Linked DNA regions of Homo sapiens: region 1 is linked to region 2. A link is a loop called in an ENCODE intact Hi-C map of the cell type or tissue named here. Cell type or tissue: endothelial cell of umbilical vein. All regions are shown on one strand. Links, peaks and the distances in the headings refer to the core of each region. The heading gives the core; the rest is flanking DNA. Region 1 overlaps LINC02196 (long intergenic non-protein coding RNA 2196). Region 2 overlaps ADCY2 (adenylate cyclase 2).

Region 1 (8,342 bases), core at 56-8,055, 670 kb after region 2:
TAGGTATTGGGAAACCTAAAACAGCAAGGTTTTGTTTCTCTGTTCTAAACTGGGCAGAAACCAAGCTCCCTCTAAGGACTCTGCTCCTCTTCCAAGTTGAATAACCCAGCACACCAGGACTTTCTGCCACCAACATTGTGTGTTTGGCTTATAAGTCATGTTTTTCATTGCTATTGTTAATTTCTATTTTTGAATAATTTTATATTTACAGAAAAGGTGCAAAGATAGTACAGAGTTCCCACAGTGATGAAAACGATTTGGAACTAGATAGAGGTGATGGTTGCCCAACGTTCTCAATGTACTCTATGACACTGCATTGTACACTTTCAAATGATTACTGCTTTTAACATATTTGTTTGGTGTCAACTGCCTTACTAAATTTATACTCACTTAAAATAGGTTTTTAGCTGCCAATCCATTATCTACAGCCAATCCATTATCTTCCTATAATGCTAAGTTTCCTTTTCACATTCAGATCTTCTTTTTTTTCCTCCTTGTATTACACTGGTTGGAACTCCAGGATGCCAATAAATAATATCAGTGATGGTGGACTTTCTTTTATTCTTTAATATTTAAAGGGGAATTCTCCTATTGTTCCTGCCACATGGTTCCACAAAGACATTTTTGGAGGTAAATTTTGTTGTTGAATTAATTCCTTCCTTAGTTACTGATCTGTTATCTTCCATCCTGAGTCAGACACTGTTCTCTGTTCTGCTTCTGCCCTCTTTTCACATTCCACTTCACGCTTTGGGGAATAGAAGCAGCCCAGCCTCAGAGTCCCTCATACACTCAAGGACGCTTTTAACTCCAAGTGCAAACATCTGCCTGCAGGCCACTGCTCCAGCCTCCCTCTTACAGCACCGCCAGCCAGGGGACACTCACTGCCTGGCAGTGCTGAGCTTTACTGGTGCTACCCCGATGTCTTCCTCCCCTTCCACCCACTCCCTGTCTTGGAGACCACTGCATGTGCACAGTCTTGTTGGTGTTTGGGTTGGGGCAGTGATCCTGAAGTGCATGCTTTATGCTATAGGTTTCAAGCCACTATTGAAAGTTTTAAAATGCACAGATGAATGAGAAAAGTAGTAGTTGGGGAGAATACATTTTCAGTGGCATGCAGGAGGGTATGTAGAAAGAGATGCCAGCACAAATGCCGAGGGCTATATGGAGAAGATAGAGGAGGATTATGACCTCTGCCCTGATGTAGCTCATAATCTTTATTGGCAGGCAGAACTAGGGCATATAAAATCATTTCAGCTGTTCTCTGAAATTAGCTGGACACTGGCACTCTCTAATAGGGGCTCATTTCATCACATAACCAAAAAAAAAAAAATGAGAACAATACCTCAGTAAGTTAGTGGAATGAATGGACAAGAATAGTCACGTGAATTAGTAAATGCAAGATACCAAGCAATGTGACCTTACTGAACACTTGAATCCTTATCATGGACACCAAATGAAATTGAAAAACAAAAACAAAAACAAAAACTCAAGGAAAAAAGGCAATATGGCCTTAGGAGAAGGTTGCCACTCCATTGTGGAATAATGGCCCTCTTACAGATCCGCATCTTTGCCGGTGATCTCCCTGTGCATGTATCGGTTTAGGAGGAAGAAATAGGAAGCAGTTTGAATTTAAGGATACAACATGAAAACAAAGGGTGGATCCACAGAAGCACCCAGGTTAGACAGTGCTCAGCTGGCAGTGTTGCTGTCAGAAGGCAAAGATCATCAGGACAGCCGCAGTCACGCCCACAAAGCCTGTAGAGAAGAGTGGCCTGAGTTTGTGAATCAATGCTCCGTGTGTGTATAGATCAGTTTCGCCTTGTCTGCTACCTGATTCAGTCTACATTTTACCTACTGGCTGCCATTTTTAAATTTTTTTCAATGTTAAATTATTTATTGTTTAAACTTCTTCATATTCACCCTGAAGGGACCATAAATTACTCCTGTTCCTTTTCCCCTACTCTATTTTTTTTTGACTAGCATTTTCTCTTACTGCAATTACCCTAAGGTATTAAATGGATATATTATTTCCTTACAAGAAAGCTAAAGAAGAAAGCAACATAAGAAGAGAAAAGCAGTGTGTGCTTTCATGAAATAAAAGAATGCCAAAAATGGAGAAACATAGACCAAACTTGTCAGCACTGTTTACACAAGAGATTGCATCATATTTTAATGAAAATCCTTTTTTATAAAGGAAATTACTAGGCCAGGACTATTTCCCCAAATATGCAGAAAATGCACTCAATGGAGCTGCCAATATAATATTATAATGGATGCTTCTCAGATGTAGTCTAGGGTTGTTATAAAAAATAGGGAATGGTGTTTAAAACAAGACTGGTTAACAGTAAAACACACACACACACACACACACACACACACACACACAAAGCCTCTGAAAACAATACAAAGAGGAGTGAAAGATTTTGACCTTCCCCCTTCTGGGAAGGGAAGGCTTTTGTCAGAATTCTCCCTGTGAGCTCTCTGTGGACGTGCCATTCTCCCTGCTTAACAAGGAAAGACCACCTCAGAATTGAATCAGAAAAATGCCCCCTACAGAAGGTGTATTCTCCAGTGAGCGAATTCTTTTGAAGGGAAAGGGTATTATTTACTTCTGTAATCAGATATGCAGCCTCCGAGAAAGGTAAATTTTGCTGGCAAAGCACTTTGCGCCTCAGATGGTGGAGCCCCTTGTTCTATGAAGCTGCCAAGTCGTCCCACACAGAATGCTGTGGTCGAAGATTCGGGGGAGTCTCCTTTAGGAGAAACTGTACCCTTTGGGGGCATACTCACACCTTTCAGGTTTCTTTAAGAGTCCAAGCAAAAATTAAACAATCAATGGGTTGATATGTCAGCATTAATACAAAGTTTTAAAATTTTACACAGCTACAAGCAATTTGGAAGAAAGCCACGGTAAGTGGAAAAAGAACCCAAGAAAGGCTCTCCCGATGGATACTAAGGGTGTCAATGGATAGAGATGTAGAAAAAAGGAACAAAAGAAAATTCACCAAGACTGTGAAATATGAATCATTGCTATCTCTGGGTTATCGGATTGTAATCAATTCTCATGCTGCTTGGATCCTTTTGTAATTGTTGGCAAGGGGTGTGCATTAATTTATCACAAGGGGGAAATTAAAAACAAGCTACAGAAGTTTGTTTTTAGACATGGAAAGGTTTTTTCCTTCCTTTCCGGATCACCCACAGAAAAGCATTTTCAGTTGAGAATTAGGAGCAGCCAGTGAGTGGGGCTTTCTCTGATGGTTGAGATGGAAGGTTTGACCTTTCCAGGGGAGCTTTATGTGGCCCAGTGGTGCCCTCTGCTGATAACTGGGTCGTGGCTTACTTAATTCATACATTCTTTCACTCCGTCACTAATTTGCAAAAAGCTATTGAGCACTTATCTGTGCTAGAGATGGTGATTCCTACGCTGTGGGTACTAAGAGAACCAGAAATGCTCCCTCTCCGTCCACGGAGCCAACCGGCTACGGCAGGAGGAGATGTGACACACTGGCGTCTGAATCATAAGAAAGCCTGGCCCTGCCAGGCTTTGAAAACCTGCACAATACCTTTGAAATGAACTCCAAACGTGAGTCTATGCTTTCCATTCTTAATACACTGAGAATAAATATTGCCTGTGAGCGAGCTTACTTCATTTTCACTGTTATCTCCTTCAGAAATGCTGTGTGCCTGTGTTCAACTTTTTAAAATTAATATTCATAAACCTCATTCATTCAAATGCATGAGGGGAGAAACAGAACAGATATGATGTATTTTTTGACCTCAAAGAGCATACAATCTGGGAGGAAGGATATCCTTAATTTGAAGGAAACCACTAGAAAAACATACATGCTAAAGTGGAGCACGAGACATTTATATCAAAGAGCGGTGAGGAGGTGGAAGAAGTGGGCAGTGCATAGGGTGAAGTAAGTCAGGAAAAAACGTCTTGGAGGTGGAACATTGCTCTCTGAAAAGAAATGAACGTGACAGTAGACAAGGCTATGGAAGCTTCAGATCCTGGGAGGGGCTAGTCTTGGAGGTAGCAGAGCCCTGCTCACTGGAAGGGGTGTGCCTGGCTACACAGGCCCCTTTTGGCTCACAGCAGCGCATCTGTGGAAACCCAGGTTACCACTGTCTGTGCCTCATCAAAGTCTGCCTGCTGCTTGGCGACATCACGCTCCAGACCTGTCTCTAGGAGCCGTGTGACTGAAGGTCAAGGGTGTCTCCAGGGAGCTCTCACCTGCCTGGTTCGCCCCTGCCCTGCCCTCTGATTGGTTATCCACACACCCACAAAGTTGTTTCACTCTCTGCTCTAAAACAGTACAGGATTTCTGGTGGCAAGGGATGCAGCCTTCATTACCACCCCCCAACCCGCACCCCAACACAAAGCAGAGGATACAAAACAAATGGAGGCTTCATATGTTCTGGCAGCAAGTCCTCGCCCAGAAATCTGGAGATGCAAATAAAGGCCCCCTCGAACAAAACTCGCTAAACGTGCTGAGTGGCCACGAGCCCATCCAAGATAAAACTAAACTAGAAAACATCTAAAGGCATGGAAGAGGAGAAGGAAGCCAGGCTCTCAGCCCTGGCTGTGGAGGAGCTCCGCTCCGAAGGGCGAGGTCTGTCCACCAGGGAACAGGGGAGCCTGGTCTCTGGAGCGTGGAAACCACACCTGCCACCTTCCCCCGCGCACCATGGTGGATGCTACAGACAACAAAAGACTAGCTTTATTATTATCTCCTGGGAAAACCCCGATTACTTCGCTCTATGACATCCCCACTGAGAACTGCCACCAGCTCTACAGGTGATCAGTTCTCACATTAGGACTCAAATGGAAGAAGGCTTTCCCCAAAAGTTGTCAAAATTTAATATTCAAACTCGTATAGCTATCTGCATCCGATTCATCTCACAAAGAATCTTCTCCACAACCCAGGGTCTCTACAAGAAGCCAACAACTTGCATGTGCTTAGAAATCTCTGAGCAACCAGGGGTTCGTGTGTGCATCCCTGGACACCGGGACTGCCTTCGTGATGCTGTAAATGGGCCCCGTCGTCCCAACTGCTAAGGTGCTTGGGAGCAGCCTGCGGAGAGGGAAGCACTGAGAGTGAGCCTGGAGGGAGCCTGGGGTCACTGTCACAGAGTTTGTACTTGAAACCTCCCCTGGGGGGTGCCAAGTCAGTAATCCGGAAACCCTGGCACAATCAGGAAAGGAGGGTGAAGGGAGGGGCGGTGGGAGCCACTGAGGACAGAGCCGGGTGGGGGGTCCACCTGGCTTCTTGCCTCCCTGAGCAGTTTTTGACTGAATACTGTCTTTCTAGATTTTGATTTCCTCATCCTTCAAATGCAAAAGACCTGAATTAGATATCCCAGCTGTAGCATTCTCTGACTGGGGGAATTTTAAAGAACAGGATGTGCGCGCATCCCTTATGGAATTTCTTATTCGACAGAATTCATCCTAGAAACCCTGTTCCTGCACTGGTAATGGATGTTGAGAACATGAGGGGAAAAGGAAACTTATTTTGTTGATTTTGAGTTTATACTTTATAAATGATATTAAATTAATATAACCTAGATAATATATTAATTATATGTAATACATGAATAATATGTATTGTACTCTATAAGTCTAATTATCCTATATATGTATATACTTGTATATGAATAGGATATGCCTATACAGTACCTGTATAGACATAGTGTACATACACTATATGTGTCTATTATACAAATATAACTAATATGTACTATATATTATATAGTATATACATACTATATATTATATATGTTATATTGCATATAATTATAAGATATGTTATATATTATATAATTAATATATATATTAATTAATGTAAGATTTTACAGGAATATTAAGACATTTTGTCTGTGCTTGTTTCCTTTAAACCTTTTTTTCTGAATGATGAAGCTCCCAACAAATAATATTAATGATGTAATTTGTTTCTCCCTAGCAAATTTATCTGTGAATCTTGTAAAATTTCTCTATAAAGTGATCTGGCCTGAGTTTCAGCATAGCAAGTAGATGCTGACATATTTCTCCCAGATTGAATTTTTTAACCCAAACAAAAATTCAGATGAACTGGAGAAAGTTCCAAGAATGAACATCTTGCCCAGCAAAAAATACTACACTGATAGGTTTTTTGTTTGTTTTTTACCAATCCAGCCCTAAAAATCATATTGACACCTCACAAAAATAAATGGTTTCTAATCAGTGGCAAAGCCCAAGAGTAGAAAATACATGGTATATACATTTTAACACTTTCCATTTTCTAGGAGGCTGCCTCTACAAAGCAAGAGAGGAATGTACCATCTCACAACAGTCTTACAGTCTTACAAGGTAGACCATTGCTTTTGTCATTCTTAAGGATTTTGATCAATATAGAAAGCCTTGCTGATGATCCGTGACCATACTCTGAAAACCTGCACAATACCTTCGAAATAAACTCCACATATAAATCTATGCTTTCCATCCTTAATACACTGAGAACAAATATTGCTTGCAGGCATGATTACTTCATTATCACTGTTATCTTCTTCAGAAATACTGTATGCCAGTGTTCAACCTTTTTTAATAAGTGTTCATAAATCTCATTCATTCAACAAACCATTTAGTGAGCATCTACTATGTAGAGGGCATTGTGCTATGTGCTGGGTAAAAAATAAAGAAACACTCCTGGCCATCACTAGCACACAGCAGCTGGGGAGAGGCATTTCAATACACAACAGGATCTCAGCATCAGGAGGCCTATAGAATAGCATTGCTATTTCTCACTGAGGGAGGCTAAGAGGAACAACAGCTCTGGAGTAAGAGGAGCAGAGTTCTGCTGTACGAAGGGCTGATTTTATGAGTTTATAAATCATACAAATTGAAGATCAATAGAGATGTGGGTTTGGATCTTGGGAGGAGGGGCTACAGAGTGCAGCTAGAATACAGCTGATCTCAGGATGCCCAGGAGTGAGGGCCTGGGGCAGGGGAGGCCTGACATGGACACCAGTTAGCTGAGTGGAATGCCTGGCCCATTGCCTGTCTCAGTGTTCTCAACTAAATTGAAAGTACAGATACAAAAGCTTTCATTTCTATGGAAAAATAAGTGTGAGTGTGTGTGTGTGTGTGTGTGTGTGTGTGTGTGGTGAGCAAGGAGAAAGACAGGAAGCAGGCAGAATCATTTGGCCTCATTTTAGTTAAAATACCCGAATGGGCCATTTAGCCACAGACACCATTTCTCCCTTCTGATGAACAAGTGAAGATTTTAGACAGAATGATTAACTTTCTTTTCCTTGTTTCTCCACTACAACCCATACACTAGGGTTAGACAGCCACTGATTTATGAGTTTTTCTTACCTTAGATATCTGTACTCAAAGTGAATTCAGTTATTTGTGAAAATGCTTTGTTTCATTTTATCTTTGTGAAAATTCAGTCTAAATGTATCCCAATTTAAATTTTTTAAAGGATGGAGAGAAGGAAGTTCTTTTTAAATTGGTACTTTAAAATATGTATTTTCTACTCAAATCAATTTTAAAACAATAAAAATAATTAAAATGTTATGGTAAATGAAATATAGTAGACGTATAAAATGAATTTTAACATGGTTTTTATCTTGACATTCCTAATCATTTAATTCCATGAGATTTCCAAATTAAAGATTTGCTATACATATTGTGATTTAAAAAAAATCCACCTAGTATCCACCCAAAGATTAGTATTTTAAGTATTTAACTCCTATGTTCATATGTTTCTTTGAGAAATAATTTGGAGGAGCTCAACCAAAACACCAAAACCTACGGCAAAGGGCTATGAATTTGCAGTTAGGGAAAAGAAGAGGAAAGACCAAGGAAGAATAGAGTTAGGGCTGAAATAAAGCTAAGACTGTCCTCTGTGACAGCTGGAAACACAGACCTCACCTCACAGTGGGTAACATCTGCAGACATTTAAAATATCAACAGCAAGGACCCAGACATTTAAAATATCAACAGTAAGGACCCAGACTACCCGGGGCCCTGAGGGTTTACACCTGCCTGTGGTACTGAGATTGGAAAGAGATTAGATTATCTGAATGGTTGGCAGAGAACATGATCAGTGCCCTTCACAAGTACCTCAGGCATCCTCCAGTGGGCACTGCAGGGGGCATAGGGCTGGTTCTTTTTTTCTTTTTCTTTTCATTTATGTATTTATTTATTTATTTATTTTTTGAGATGGAGTCTTGCTCTGCCACCCAGGCTAGAGTGCAGTAATCCTGGCTCACTACAACCCCTGCCTCCTGGGTTCAAGCAATTCTCCTGCCTCAGCTTCCTGAGTAACTGGGATTACAGGCATAATTTTTGTATTTTTTAG
Region 2 (8,342 bases), core at 23-8,022:
AGAAAGGTGGAATGGTATTTGGAAAAAATAGTAAACAAATACATTGTTTAACAAAAACAGGAATAAACATTGAATAATTTGAGCAGTTTAAGTTTAGAAAAATTTAAACCATGCTAGTATGGAAGATGAGAAAAATTACCAGACTCAGAGCATGGTCCCTGTATTGTTCAACAAGAAAGTGGAGATATTATTAATAATATACTTTGTTAATCATGTGTACATGTTACGGTTTTAAGGTAATAACTGAAAAAACAAACTAGAGTATATAAGTTCCAAGTCACTAGAGAGAATAAAAGAGAATAAACTCCAGGAGTCCAAAAGAAGGCAGAAAAGAAGGAAAAACAAGTAGAAGCAAAAAGATACAAATTGGGTTTTAAAAGATTTTAGTAATAATTATAATACAGGTAAATGGATCACACTTGTCAAATAAGAGAGAGAGATGTTTGGATCAGAGAAAAGGACATAGAGCTACATGCTGTTCACCAGAGACACACCTAAAACCTATATCCTTTTCATTGACAAGGAAAAGCTGAAAGTAGAAAGATGGAACAAGGAACACCAGGCAAATACTAACCAAAAATAAAATATGGTGGAGGGATATTGACAGGAAAGAAAACAGACTTCAAGGGAAAAACACTGCTGTGGGGTAGAAAGCTTTTCTATTAGCTGTGTGACCTACTTTCCCTTTCCCGAGGCGACCTCTCTATTTGCGCTTTTATCTCTGCCTGGAAGAACGTTGGTGGGCTGGCATCGTATTATCTCTGCTATTGAAAGCACAAGGTAACAACACTGAGAGAAAAATTTCTTCTGATATTTTCTGGCATTTTCATTTGCCGTATCCAGCATATGCGTTCTAAAGGTGTTTTGGGGGTTGGTTTGTTTGGTGGAATTTTTGGTTAGAGTCACTCTCTTGTATTTATCATAGAAAGGTAAGTCTGCCTCAGGTAGTTTAGAAAGTTAAATCTGACTGTGAATGTGCACTTATTACTATTACTGCTACAATGACAACTAGTACTATTTTTAATTGCTAATTGTAATGAAAATGTGAACTTGAATCTCTTATTCTAGTCTTAGCTTCTGCCTAGATAAAATGGATTATTTTCATTATCAAATAAAATAATGTCTGAAAATACTTTGAAGGACTATTATATGTATAAAACATTTTGTAAAGTATTATTATAATACTGAGTACTTTCTTACTAGATTACTTTAATCTAAACACAATTATAAATTAACTTAAAAAAATTATCAAATGTCTTTTAAGATGAATTTACACTTTGCCCAGAACCTAGTTTTAAATAAATGGGACCAACAGCTGAAAAACATACTTTAGGAAACTAGAGTAGAGAAGAATAAGAATAGGTACTATGTGAAGTTACCATGACTTACCAATGTGATTTTGATCAATGGGTGCTGAGTAGTCACAAGGCAACTTTGGTGCCATGCTGGTCCATGTCCATGAACATGGGCATCCCTGCCTAGTGCTGGGCACCGTCTGCCTGTGACTCACCCCACACACAGCCTGGCACCCTCTGCAACCTGCTTCTACTATAAGGTTCCAAGGCTTGATTCCAATTCTGGTTCCAACACCTACTTGCTATATACCACTGGGAAGGCAAGTTATGTAGCATCTGTGAGCCCCGGTTCTATTAAACTGTCAAATGGATATTACCTCCAAGGGCCCTTGTGACCATAAATGAGCCAGTAGAAGCTAAGTGCCTAGCAGAGTAAGTAGGTATTTTTAATATAACATTTACTACTTATAAACTATGATGAGGCTGGAATCAGAACCACTCATTGGGATCTTGCCCATCATAAATAGTTTGGATTTATTCCAAAGGTTCTTACCCAAGGATAGGAAGCCTTTGCAGACCTCATAGTCATTGCATTCCTGATTCTACTCCAAAGCCTCCATTTGCATCCTCAAGAAGCCTGATTACAGCTTCTTCAGCATTTTGTGTGTGTGTGTGTGTGTGTGTGTGTGTGTGTGTGTGTGTGTGTTGGAGGGTGGGGGGAAATGTTTATTTTAAATAATTGGAAATAAAAACTCACTTAAGTGGATGGCACCTTTGGAGTCCTTGGTCCCTCATCCACAGAATTAGAGGCTGGATGAGGTTATCTCTAGGTTCCCTCTCACCTCTTGAGTTTTAAATTCTGAAATGCTAAATAGCATCCGATGTAGAAAGCATTTCAGAGTCAAGGAATCATGGTGAATGTGAGCAAGAAATTTCAATGCAGTGTGACGAAGGCCACCGACTTACCATCCCTTCTCTCACCCACACATTCCTTTACACATAGAACCCGCCCTCCTGCTAAGCCATCTGGAGAAGGTCCCCTAGGGCACATATTTCTCTGCCTGAGAATAGCTGGCAATGGTGAGATGAAGGGGCTGCTATATGGGCCTAGGAAGGCACCTGAGGCAGAGGTGTCTAAGGAGATCCAACAAGTGAGAACATCAGGATGCCAGGCCCAGATGCAGAGGCTGGGAACCCGCCAGAATGCGGAGCAGGATGCCATGACTGTGAGCTGGATTCAGAGCTTCAAGTTCGGAAGGAGTCCAGTTGGGGTGAGAATGGGGGTGGAATGTTTTCTGAGCAGTGGTACCAGGAAACCGCACTTGGGTGCAACCCAACATTCCTTCAAGCAGATTGATATTAAATATTTATCTTGTGTTTTTCAAGTGCCTGAAGTAGTACAATGAACAAAATAGGGCTACAGTGAACTCACTGAAGATCTTTCCATCCACAAGAATAAAAGTAATAACGCAAAATGGGAATCCCGGCCAGCCAGCATGAGAGGAGTTGGTGGTGCAAAGGCGGGCTCTTCAGAGTTGGATTATGAAAGTTAGATGATAATTTCCAACAGAGGAGACAGCTGGAGGCACGTCAGAGTCAAGGAATCATGGCATATGTGAACAAGGCATTTTGACGCAGCGTGATGAAGGCCACTGACTCACATTCCTTCTCTCATCCACGTGATCATTGACACATAGAGTCTGTCCCCATGCTGGGACATTTGGAGAAGGTTCTGCAGGGGACACCTAACTCGGCTTGAGAAAGGTTGGCCTCCATGAGATGAGGGAGTGCTAACCAGAGCCGGATGAGAGGAGAAAGTAAGAAAGGACCCCATAAAAATGCTACAGTACAAGGAACTCTATATATTCAAGGGGAAACAGAAACAATTTAGAGGTCTCAGTGAGATCTTATATGATGGAGGCTAAGCTACGTGACACAGATTGTCAGTCCCACGGTGTAAAAAGAAGGGCTTGGTGCAGTTTCAAGGTATCTTGGAAGGTGCCCGGTGGCTGGGCCCACCCACGTGCACAAGAACTGAGACCTGGGCAATGTGGGGGTAGCAGGGAGCCAGCATGGGGCATGCCTCGGGTGGGAGTGAAGGGGCCGATGGAGGCGAGGGCTGGGCTTCTCACAGAAATAATGATCACAGAAAAGAAATGCCTGCCATGTGTTTGAGAACATGTCACTGAACAAATACCTGTACGATTTTTCTATCAACAGGAAAAAATCTGCAATTCATCATCACCATTTTTTTTGCCTATTTTGATATTTTTCTACCTTTTTATCAAGGCCAGTTGTAAAACAAGCAATCAATTTGATTTATTGGCATTACGCTTTCTGTGCAACAGAGAATGACAGAGGCAAAGCTCTTGGAAGAAAACATTAGCCAGGCTGACCTCTCTTCAGCTTCCTTTATGAAGTATTACATTTTATGTTATTTCTTCATACGGAGAACTGAAAGCTGGTATTAGAGCACAAATACTGTCTTTGGCATCGAAGTTTTCAGAAAGTTACCATACGTTAATAGAAGGCAAGTTTCGGGTATTGAGTACTCTTTAATAAACTCAGTATTTAATTCATAATAAATGCAAATCATTATAAAACCTTACACAACTGGGAAGCTATTAAGAAGCCAGGGAATGAGCACTTAGGAAGTGACAATGTTTCTCCACGACCACTGCGGAATATTTGTGATGAGCAGTTTTTGACTGAATTTGGATGGCAGAGTGCAGAGTGCACTTAAGCCTTCTTAAATTGGCTGTACACCAATATATTTGATGTTGCAAATTAAAAAATCCTTAAAGAATGATTTAAACAGTAAAAAAGGACCTATTATTAAAGTGAAAAGAATTCCTTCTTGATTTTTTTCATGGATTACATCCAAGGAGGAGGAATTGCAGCTGGCCACTAGAGGGAGCCTCATTCACGGATCTTATGGAATCAAGTTTAGGAGGACCAAGTGTCGCCACGTCTAGGCTTCCTGGGCACTTTGACACCATCCAGGCTTCTTGTGAGGAGGAGGTAAGCACCAATGCATTTGTAGCATTGAAATCTTCCCTTTGTGATACCACGGAGTCAAAAAGAACTTTCTAGCATGTGGCCTGTGGAGGCCAGGGTCCTGGGAAGCTCCAGGGACGGGAGGGCAGGAGGAGCTGTGGGTGTCACCTTGACAGCTTACCGGGGCCTCAGGCTGGCCACAGGAGGAGCTATGAGAGGGGCAGCAGGGCGTGGGATTCCAGCGAGGCTGAAAGGGAGGCACCAGAGAGGAACAATGCTTTCCCACAGACGCAGCAGAGTTGTTCCTGAGATATTTTTTTCTGCCCCCAGCTCTATGTTTCTTTAATATAACAACTTAGAGAGTAGAATGAAAAAAAGTCAGCCTGATACCCTAAATATACCACATGCCCCCATATCCAAGACCAGATTCCCTGGGATAGAAAATGATAAATATGGCTAGTTAGTCACAATGATCTGAACTGACTTAATTAGAACTAGGTTGGGATTTCCAATGGAACCACCAATGATGGTTCCTGTTTTGGAAACCTGAGACATGGGCTTCAGGAGATTTGTGGGGGCAAGGAAGAGAGCAGGGGAGCCTGTGTGCCTTTCCACCTGAGGGATGATTCCGGGAACATAGAAAACCAGGCTTCTTTCTACAATAAGCGTTTTCAAACTTTGCCAAAGAGTTCCATCAGGGCCTTTCGGAGTGGATTCATATTAACCAAGGGTCTTCCCTCCTCTATACAACCCACAATGTCTTCAGGGGGTTTCAGAGAATCGAGATGCTATGTGTGCATTTGGGTAAAGCAGAAGCCACAGTCCCATTTTTGGAAGAGCTTTCAATACAATTTGAAACATCTAAACTATCAAACAGTAAACAAAATCCACACAAGTTTGCAAAGGTATAAGGCACAGAGGACAAAGTGCTTACAGTCGACTGCGGAAAGGCAGAGACAAGCTTTGGAATCTTAACCACCCTTGGCCAAAGCCTTTCAGCACATCAGACTGGAATGCAATGGACAGCGTGGGGGTCAGGACTGCCACTTTTCAGAGCTTTTGAAGGGAGGACGAGGATTCTAAGAGGCCACTATCGCGCTGTCCTGATGTTGTTGCTAGCAGTAGTAGTGTGTTTTATGAAAAGCAAAACAACATTGCAATAAAGCCACAGATGCAAACTATAAACGCATGCAGAATGAGAAAAAATTCTTTCATAGAAGCCACAATACTCCTGAGAGGTAACAGACAGGCCACAAACCTCAGGAGGCTTCCTTGGCGGTGTCATCTAAATGCGTTGTTACAGTCTAACCAGCAGAAGAAATCATAATTTTGACAATGTGAAAATATCTAGACTGTAGTCTGTAACTGCAGAACTCATATAAAATGCATCCATTGAAAAATATTTTAAAGAACATTTCTATTTATTTTTTATAATAGGTTATTAATTATCATGTAAAAATTTTTATTAAAAAAATCTCTGAAGCTTCTCTTGAGAATGCCCATGGGGGCAAGGAAGAGAGCTGCTGAGAAGCTCAGAGTGGCCTCTCTGTCCCAGGTCATCTCCATTGAACAAAACGAAACAGTGGCTTATCTTCAGGGCCTTCTATCCCATTGTTTGCATCCTTACGATGCTCTCATAGACTCATGGCCAGCTAGCAACACTTGCTTTAGACTTTCAATTTTAGGTTTAATCTGTATATCCAGAACTAGCATTTAAACCTGATTGGCTTAAATTAAACACTAATAAAAGATATTTTAACGTATGCTTTCTTCAACTACTCCAACATTTTATAGCTTGAAAGTGGATGTAGCAATGTATTAGGTTTACTTTTTTTTTTAAATTTTACTTTAAGTTCTGGGATACAGGTGCTGAATGTGCAGGTTTGTTACATAGGCATACATGTGCCATGGTGGTTTGCTGCACCTATGAACCCATCATCTAGGTTTTATGCCCCGCATGCATTAGGTATTTGTCCTAATGCTATCCCTCCCCTTTTCCCCCACCCTCCAACAGGCCCCAGTGTGTGATGTTCCCCTCCCTGTGTCCATGTGTCCTCATTGTTCAACTCCCACTTATGAGTGAGGACAGGCAGTGTTTGGTTTTCTGCTCCTGTGTTAGTTTTAATCCTCCTGTACACTGAAAGCCTCATATTATACTTGCATTTGCTGCTATAAATACTCTGAAAACTTAAAGGAAATGATAAAAATATATTGACACCAAATAAGCAAGAATGCAACTTCTGATGTGACATCGAACGTTTTGAATCATCTTCATATTCGTGTCTTGGTTGTGCATGAGGGGTCCCAGTCTATATTCCTGGTTATAGACCTGAAGGGTGTGTGTTTCCTTAACTGGGATCTGGAGTTCTTGAAGTGGTAAAGCAATAAGCTCCTTGTTTTGGAAAGTTTTAGGCAAGAAATCAGCTTTCATGAAATGAGCATACTTTTCAAAGAAGCGCCACATTTGAATACCTACCAGAAGCTGTCCAGCAAAGCAGACGAAGAGGATGAAGGCCAGCAAGAGAAACGCAGCCCCAAAGGAGATGCCCAGGACGGACGTTCTACCGGGAAACAAAAAGCAGCAAGTCAGGGTGGAGATCGTTTCTCTCATTCTGGAAAGCTACCAGTAATACTTTTGGGTTAACGAGGACTTTATTAAATGCAGACTGCAATCCTCACTAAATTTTTGAGAAATAAAAATGGAGCTAAAATGCCACATACATGTCCATAGAAAAGGGTCCACACAGCGATGGCCAATTAACTTATTCTGACTCAATAAAACTGCCTCAGAAGCATCAGTTCTTTATGAAGGATAAAGAATCTTTTTAAATGACTCGCCCATGTTCCTGGCAGTTTCATGTGGCACTTGGCCACATCCCCCATCTCGGTGGCCTCTTCACTGCCAGTGAGATCCTGGCAGCTGCCGCCTTAAGGACAGCCTCACCTTGATAGCCTGGAAGTCCTCAAGTTCCACCCTTGTTCCTGTTGACCCAGGAGACATTGAGTCCTCACCCTCCCCAATCTCATGAAACCAGATTCAACCTATTTTGTTCAACATAGATGCAGCAAAATGTGTAGCGAGGCTTTTTACATGCTTGAGTGAGCCAATGAACTCAAAAGCATCCCATGATCATGTGAAAAACATGCCTACTGAGTTGCAAATCCTGCTACTGACAGATTACAGGCTTACTTATAAGAATTGTATACATATCCGAAAGGTCCCTTAAATAATTAAATAATTCAAAGCCTTTTAAAACTTAGTTTAATCCAAGGATAGAAGTTTCAGAGGTATAAAAAGGACTGAAGCACAGTGAATCATCAAAGATGAAATGCAAATGGAACATCCAAGGAGAGGTTGGATGGTGTCTGAGACCAAAATGGAACCTCATGCCAATGAGGTTGGCTAGAGACAGTGAAGAAACAGAGGATTTGGCTAAGAAGAGGAGTAACATCCAGAAACAACGTATGGGATGGAAGAACCAGATATAAGCCAGCCACAAGCTGACATCCTCCTGCAGGTGCACTCCTGTGAGTCCCACAGAAAGAGAAACAAATTGAGCAGTTAGTGCCCTGAGTAAAGCTCCTGATGCTGTCATGATGAGAAGCCACCCTCAACTCTTTATCTCAGATACCTACTCCATTAAGAGGGATGACTACAGGGACACACATCAAACAACATCTACAAAAACTTGAGTTCAAACCAACAATTGGACCTGACCCAATCAATGACTTTCGGGCACTGAGTCATGTCCTAGACATGACTCACAATGCTTTCAAACACCTGGCCTGATAATAATACTTGTTCAGATTTTACAAGTGATGATAAGACTCTGCGGGAGGGTGTGTATATACCAAGTACACCTAGATTGTTGACTAGTCTCATGGGCCGGGCTCATGCTAGGCTGTTCTGACACAAAGATGAGTAAGATGTGATCCTGCAGCAGCGGGAGGAGTGCCAGCCCACATCTCAGAGCTATGGAGGGCGCTTGCCATTATCCTCATGACTAAAGGGGACCACAGTGATTCATCTGCTGAGCTTTGATTTGCTAT

Evidence for each region. Peaks named below come from ENCODE experiments on the same cell type or tissue, not always from the same donor. Only the 100,000 strongest peaks of a DNase experiment are listed, where the experiment ranks them.
Region 1: a loop joins it to region 2, with 27 times the contacts of the local background. A loop is called at or near these places in 5 of 110 quality-filtered maps.

The regions. Positions count from the first base shown.
Region 1 is chr5:7,074,100-7,082,441 of GRCh38, reverse strand. All of the region lies in intron 1 of LINC02196 (long intergenic non-protein coding RNA 2196), which reads right to left. Among named protein-coding and RNA genes, the nearest start is that of LINC02196, 42 kb to the right of the region's middle. In endothelial cell of umbilical vein, for the core only: a CTCF peak has its summit at 3,323 (motif pointing left); DNase peaks (open chromatin) are centred at 2,401 and 3,231; H3K27ac peaks cover 1,504 bases.
Region 2 is chr5:7,742,179-7,750,520 of GRCh38, reverse strand. It overlaps ADCY2 (adenylate cyclase 2), which reads right to left. Exons shown (of 25, transcript NM_020546.3): 15 at 6,769-6,853. Among named protein-coding and RNA genes, the nearest start is that of CFAP90, 100 kb to the left of the region's middle. In endothelial cell of umbilical vein, for the core only: a CTCF peak has its summit at 4,204 (motif pointing right); a DNase peak (open chromatin) is centred at 4,220.